Regions from separate parts of the Homo sapiens genome. Here region 1 is linked to region 2. A link is a loop called in an ENCODE intact Hi-C map of the cell type or tissue named here. Cell type or tissue: tibial artery. All regions are shown on one strand. Links, peaks and the distances in the headings refer to the core of each region. The heading gives the core; the rest is flanking DNA. Region 1 has its middle 120 kb from the start of GDAP2. Region 2 overlaps GDAP2 (ganglioside induced differentiation associated protein 2).

Region 1 (2,925 bases), core at 174-2,673, 86 kb before region 2:
ATTGACTGCATAGAGGCATGAGGACATTTTTGGGGTGATGGTAATGATCTATGTGTTGATTGTAGTGGTGGTATATAACTGCATATATTTGTGAAAATTTATTGAAATGTACATCTAAAATGTGAATTTAATTTTTTGTAAATTATATCTCAGTGAAACTTTTTTAAAAAAAGAGATTTTTCTAGAATTCCACACCCATTCCATGATTCTTAGTAAATTATATGAATAAAAGAAAATATTCTTATCTTAATAAAGACTATCTAGCAAAAATTTGCATCAAATATTATTGTTAATGAGGGATGCCAGAAGCATTAGAAAGAAGACAAGGATGTCTGCCATTATGGCTTCTATTCAACATTGTACTAAAGATTCTAGCTGCATGATAAGACAACAAAAAGCAAATAGAAGCATAAGAATAGAAAAGAAAGCAAAATTGATAATTTCAGATAATAGATTTGTTTACACTGCAAATCTCAAACAACAGAATTAGAAATAATAGAATTTAGCAAGGTGACTGACTTAAAAAGCAAAATAAAAGGTAAATTTATATATCTATGTGCCAGCAAGAAACAAAAGGATTTTTAGAAAGGAAATAATTTGTAAGAGCAATAAAAAATAAGGTACTTAAGAATAAATATAACAAAAGATGTACAAGAATTGTAGTTAGAAATTTTAAAAATTAGGAGGAAAGGAAACCTAAATGGAGAGATTGCTTAGTTTATAAATAGAAGGATTCATTGTCATAAATATGTTAAGTATCTCCAAGTTGGTTGATTCATGCAGCTTCAATCACACTTCCAACAGGTTTGGAACTCAACAGGCTGATTCTAAAATGTACATGTAAGAGCAAAGAGACATGAAAGAGGGAGTACATTGGGATCTTTGCCTTATCAGTTGTTAAGACTTATAAAGCTATAGAAACAGACAAATAGATTACTAGATAAAAATAGAGAACCCAGAAAAAAGCCTACACATATATGGAATTTTGATAAATGATATAGATGATGCCACAAATTTGTTGGGGGAAGAAAGAAATGTTCAACGAATGGTGCTGGGACAATTGATTATTTATATAGAAAAATATTAAGTTGGTTCCCTAGAATTCTCCATACATAAAATCCATTCTAGATGTATTATAAAATAAAACATAAAAGATGAAACTTTAAAAATGCGAAGTGAAATGTGGAGAATGTCTTTCTGACCTTGGGATAAGAAAGAATGTCTTAAGACAAAACACACTATAAAAGAAAAGATTAACATTAAAAATTTCTCTTCATCCAAAGATACTACAAAGAAAGAGAAAATACAAATCACATTGTAGGAGTGGAGAATGATACAAGCACGTTGAAAAACAATTTGGTTATTCTTATTAGATGAACATTTGTTTATCCTGTGGTCTATCAGTTCCACATCTAGTTATGGATACTCTTGCTTCTGTGCACTAGGAGGCAAGGACAAGAACATTCAAACAGCACTGTTGGTAAAAGCAAATAGCTGGCAACCTACTACCATAATAAGGATTAGACTTATTTAGAGTTGCTCCACAGAGCCTAACATAGTTCAGTAAAAGGAATCTTCAGGAAAGCAGGTTTTCTTTTAGTGAAAAGAACTTTTTAACATTCAAAACCATCCAAAGGCTTAGTAGACTGCTTCCCACGGAAAGAGTTCCCTTAACTGGAAGTGATCAAGTAGTTCTGTGTGTTGCAGAGAGAATTCCACCACTGGGTGGAAGGTTTTACTAAATGAATAGCAAGATTTTTACCAGCTGTTAAGGTTCAGGGATTCTACACATAATCCTTACAAAAACTCAGCCATGCTACTGAGCTGATATTAGAAATACATTATTTGTACATCAGTTGTTTCCAGAAATTCACCTTAAAAGCACAGTTCTTTCTGGGAGTGGTGGGCTTTAAGCAATTAGCATATAACACTGACCAAATATATCAAAGATTGGCAATGTAGTGGACTTAAAAATCTGGAAAGAAAGAGAACAAAATAAAAACAATATTCCTTTTATTAACAAAATATGATCATAATAACTGTAAAAGAATTTTTATGACAGGAAAAGTCACCCTTACCCCATTGTCTTAAAACTCTAACATAACCCTTTCCTGCATTTTTTCTCTGCCCACTGGGGCTTTAAAAAAAATGTATTGGTAGTCAGAAATATTTTGATCTGAGAAGACTGGGGGAGTCAGTTTAGGGTCAGCAGCCTGGCTTAGAGTGTGGGTAGATTATTGCTGAGGGATATTTGGGGAGAGTCCTAAAGCCTAGAAGTGAAAGGTGAGGAGGCTGCAAGAGGAGAGGGACTGGCTGGGTTAAAGCCCAGAACCTTGTAAAGCACCTGCTTTTGGGTGGTGGTTCTCTACCTCCTGGGTCCTGCCTTAACCAGATCAAATGGCTGCTCTCTCCTTAGGCAGAAACCACATGCCTTCTGCCCGCTAGCTGCCTCTGGTGGCCTTGCACCCTCTCTGCTGCTCTCCCTCCTGGAGTTCTTCCTGCAGGGGAACCTAACCAAGTAAGCCTCTTTTTATTGCAATACGACCAGTCATGCTTTCAGTTCCAGATGTTGCTGGCATCAGTTGAACAAACCTCACGAAAGTCATAAAGCCAAGCACAAACCACAGATTAATTGTTTTAGATGTTTTCTCTTTCTGAGAATTGGAGCAGGGCCCTCAATCTTCTTCATGTCTCTCTTAGTTCAATCAATGTGGGGACAAGTAAAAGTCACAGTTTTCAACCAGTTGTTAATCATAATTATGTAAGAATAGTGTAGGGCCCAGTAGAGTCTAGTGAACATTACCAAGGATCCAGACATGGTGCTGGAGGAACTGGATCATTGCCGTTCCATACAGTGAGATGGTGGTCTAATTTGCTGAGAGGCCACAGAGCATCTAGAAAGGTGACAGATAGGAATTTTGAGGC
Region 2 (2,925 bases), core at 313-2,812:
TTACATTGATAGTGCAAAAGCAACTAATGGGTAAAAACAGCTGGTAATAGCCTTACCACAAATCAAGGCAGTGGCACCAATAAACAAAAAAGGCCAGCTGCATTTAAGAATGTCTTCGATGTAGAAGTAAAGATTATTAATTTTATTAAATCAGTTCTTGAGAACCCATCTTTTTAAATTAATGGAAGACAAAATGGAAGAACACATAAAGTACTTCTGCATATTGAAGTGTGAAGTTGCCTTGAAGAAAAGCACTATTTGATTGAGTTGTGAGCTGGACTAGTTGCTTTTTTTCATGCAACACCATTTTTACTTCAAAGAATGACTGGCAAACTGTAGTTATTCAACATGAATATGTGGCAGGTGTTTTCCCAAAAATGAATAAAGTGACCCTGACATTTCAAGAAAAATAATCAACAGTATTTGTTGCCAATGATAAAACTTGAGCTTTAAATATATACATATTTGAAACATTTTTATTGTCATCAGAAGCTTGACAGTTCCTAATATTAAATACTTTTCTGATGAGATTGGTGATACTATACAATCGATACTAACAAATATAATTTTTTGATACTGTGTAATGAAATGTGTCAATACTTGGAGCTCTGAATAATTCAATGAATCAATACTTTCCAAAAAGCTAACGTATCATGTTATAAAGTCATGCTATACATTCCTATTATAAAATCTGTCCAAAGTACAGAACACCACATTTTAATATAATAGAATTAAAAAAATTCATGGATACAGTTTGAGATTCTGCATTACAACTATGTTTTAAAACACTACTATTTATCAAATTCTGGTATAGTATCAAAGAAGAATATCCCAATTATTTTAAAAGGCTGTTAAAATACTCCTCCATTTTCCAATTAAAATCTCAGTGAGGTCAGGTTTTCTTCATATACATTAGTCAAAACAACTTACTGCAGCAGTTTGAATGCTGATAGGACAATCTGGCTGTCTTCCATTAAATCAAACATTAAACAATTTGCAAGATTAAAAAAAAACACTGCTATCTTTCTCAATAAAAAAGTTATTTTAAAATAAATAAATAATTTCTCATGTGATAAATATTGATAGATACAACCCATAAAAACAAAAGCTCTCTGGGGTCCTCAACAATTTTTAAGAGTGCAAAGGAGACTCGATACTAAAGAAGTCCCAGATCCCAGTAATGTGAGGAGCCCAGGCACCGTATTTAATGAAAAATGTCCATCAGATGAGTCTTACACATATGGCCAAGTTTAGAAACCACTGAAAGTATCATTTGACTGTGACTGCCTCACTTGGAAAAGCTGTTCCTTGGTGCCCCCTAGTGGCTCATACGCTTTTGTTTTTCAAATTAAAATCAGAATAAAGGAAGACCTGGGATTGAGGAGACACAAAATACTAGTTCTGAAAGTGACTGGAGAGTTCATGTAGTCCAACTCCCACTTTATCAGTGGAGACAGATAGCATGCAGACATCATTACAATACAGCGTGAAAAATGCTATGCTATGCTTTGGGTGAGTACAGGGTATGAAAAAAGCATACAGGAGGTGGCATCTGTTCCAGACTTGGGAGGTAGGTCTCCAGAGGCAACTGCTTTTGAAATCTGGACAGAAATTGAAGGATGAGAGTAGCCCATTCAAAAGGAATGGCAAGTACCAAAGCTCAAAGATAAAACAAGCCATGATTTGCTCAGTACAGCAGTGAACAATTTTAAGAGCTTGACAAGTACCAGGTTCTGTGCTAAAGCTCATTACATTACCTCATTTAATGCTCACAAAAACCCTATGAGGTGCTAACCCTCCATCAACCCTATAAGGTAATGGATAGTAGACATTTATAGTTTGTTTACTTTAATTTTCTTTAGACTTTTTTGAAAAGCAGCCAGCTTTACAAAGACTTGATCTTTGGGAAAGCTTACCCAAAAGTACAAAGCTGCTTCTATGTTTTTAAAAGGATTCCTTCAAAATTGCTTTAGAAGACATATGGAAGAAATGGAATGGTTTGGATGTCTTGTAAGGTCCTTCGGATAAGTCAGGGAGAAATAAGGCTCTTTTAAATTTAATTCAACTGTAGATTATGCTTTAATTATAAACATAGTAGAGCTAAGTAAAAGCTTTATAACTGCCTTTCCCTTTTCTAATTTCTCCTTTTAGAATATAAACCTCGCATGGAGGCATTACTATTGTAGTAGACAGGGTAGGAGCTCTGAAATCAGACATGTATCTGACCACTGGTTTCACCACATATTAACTGTGGCCACTGATAACTTTCTTAACTTTGAGTTTTTGCACCTCCAAAATGAGGACGATATCTTCCTCACTGATTGTCATGAAAAATAAATTGGAATGCATTATATATACACGTAGCTCATGCATCAGATGCAAGGTTCCTTTCTTGCTTCTGATGTCCTTATGTATCTAACAGTCCTGAAGGGTTGTCTTACTTTCTTTGATGCTGCTTCTGCAGAGCTGCCTCTGATAATTGTCCCTGAAGGATCAGTTTTCTTTGCTTGTCAATATCTCCTTCCATTCGAGCAAAAGCATGAGAGCCAATGAAAGAGAGATCAACTCCCAAGCCTTCATCCTCCTCTTCTTGGTTATCTGTAACAAAAATGCAACTATCAATAGAGAGCTTATGCTAAAACTAGATAGTAAACATTGTGAATGCTGCAGTAAGGATGACAGTGAGGTAACTCAAAAAACTGGGGTCAAGGTTATTTTTGAGAATGAAACTGTAATCAGATTTAGGCATTTGTAAAGCTGAAATAATGAAAGAAACTGCCTGTCCATGTGTGACAAAGGTTTTAGCAATATGTGAAATCCAATCAGGGTGACCTGGGTGTAACCCTAGGAAGAAAAGAGTAGAATGTAGTCACACACAAAAAGACAGAAGTAAATAGATTGTATCTGGCTTTAAAGATGGCTCAT

What was found. Hi-C counts contacts between places; a loop is a spot of excess contacts. Peaks named below come from ENCODE experiments on the same cell type or tissue, not always from the same donor. Only the 100,000 strongest peaks of a DNase experiment are listed, where the experiment ranks them.
Region 1: a loop joins it to region 2, with 3.0 times the contacts of the local background. A loop is called at or near these places in 16 of 110 quality-filtered maps.

What each region holds. Positions count from the first base shown.
Region 1 is chr1:117,808,247-117,811,171 of GRCh38, forward strand. No RefSeq gene overlaps it. Among named protein-coding and RNA genes, the nearest start is that of GDAP2, 120 kb to the right of the region's middle. In tibial artery, for the core only: a CTCF peak has its summit at 1,668; no DNase peak of the experiment used is centred there; H3K27ac peaks cover 1,692 bases.
Region 2 is chr1:117,894,392-117,897,316 of GRCh38, forward strand. GDAP2 (ganglioside induced differentiation associated protein 2) reads right to left here. Exons shown (of 14, transcript NM_017686.4): 8 at 2,442-2,598. Among named protein-coding and RNA genes, the nearest start is that of GDAP2, 34 kb to the right of the region's middle. In tibial artery, for the core only: a CTCF peak has its summit at 1,327 (motif pointing left); no DNase peak of the experiment used is centred there.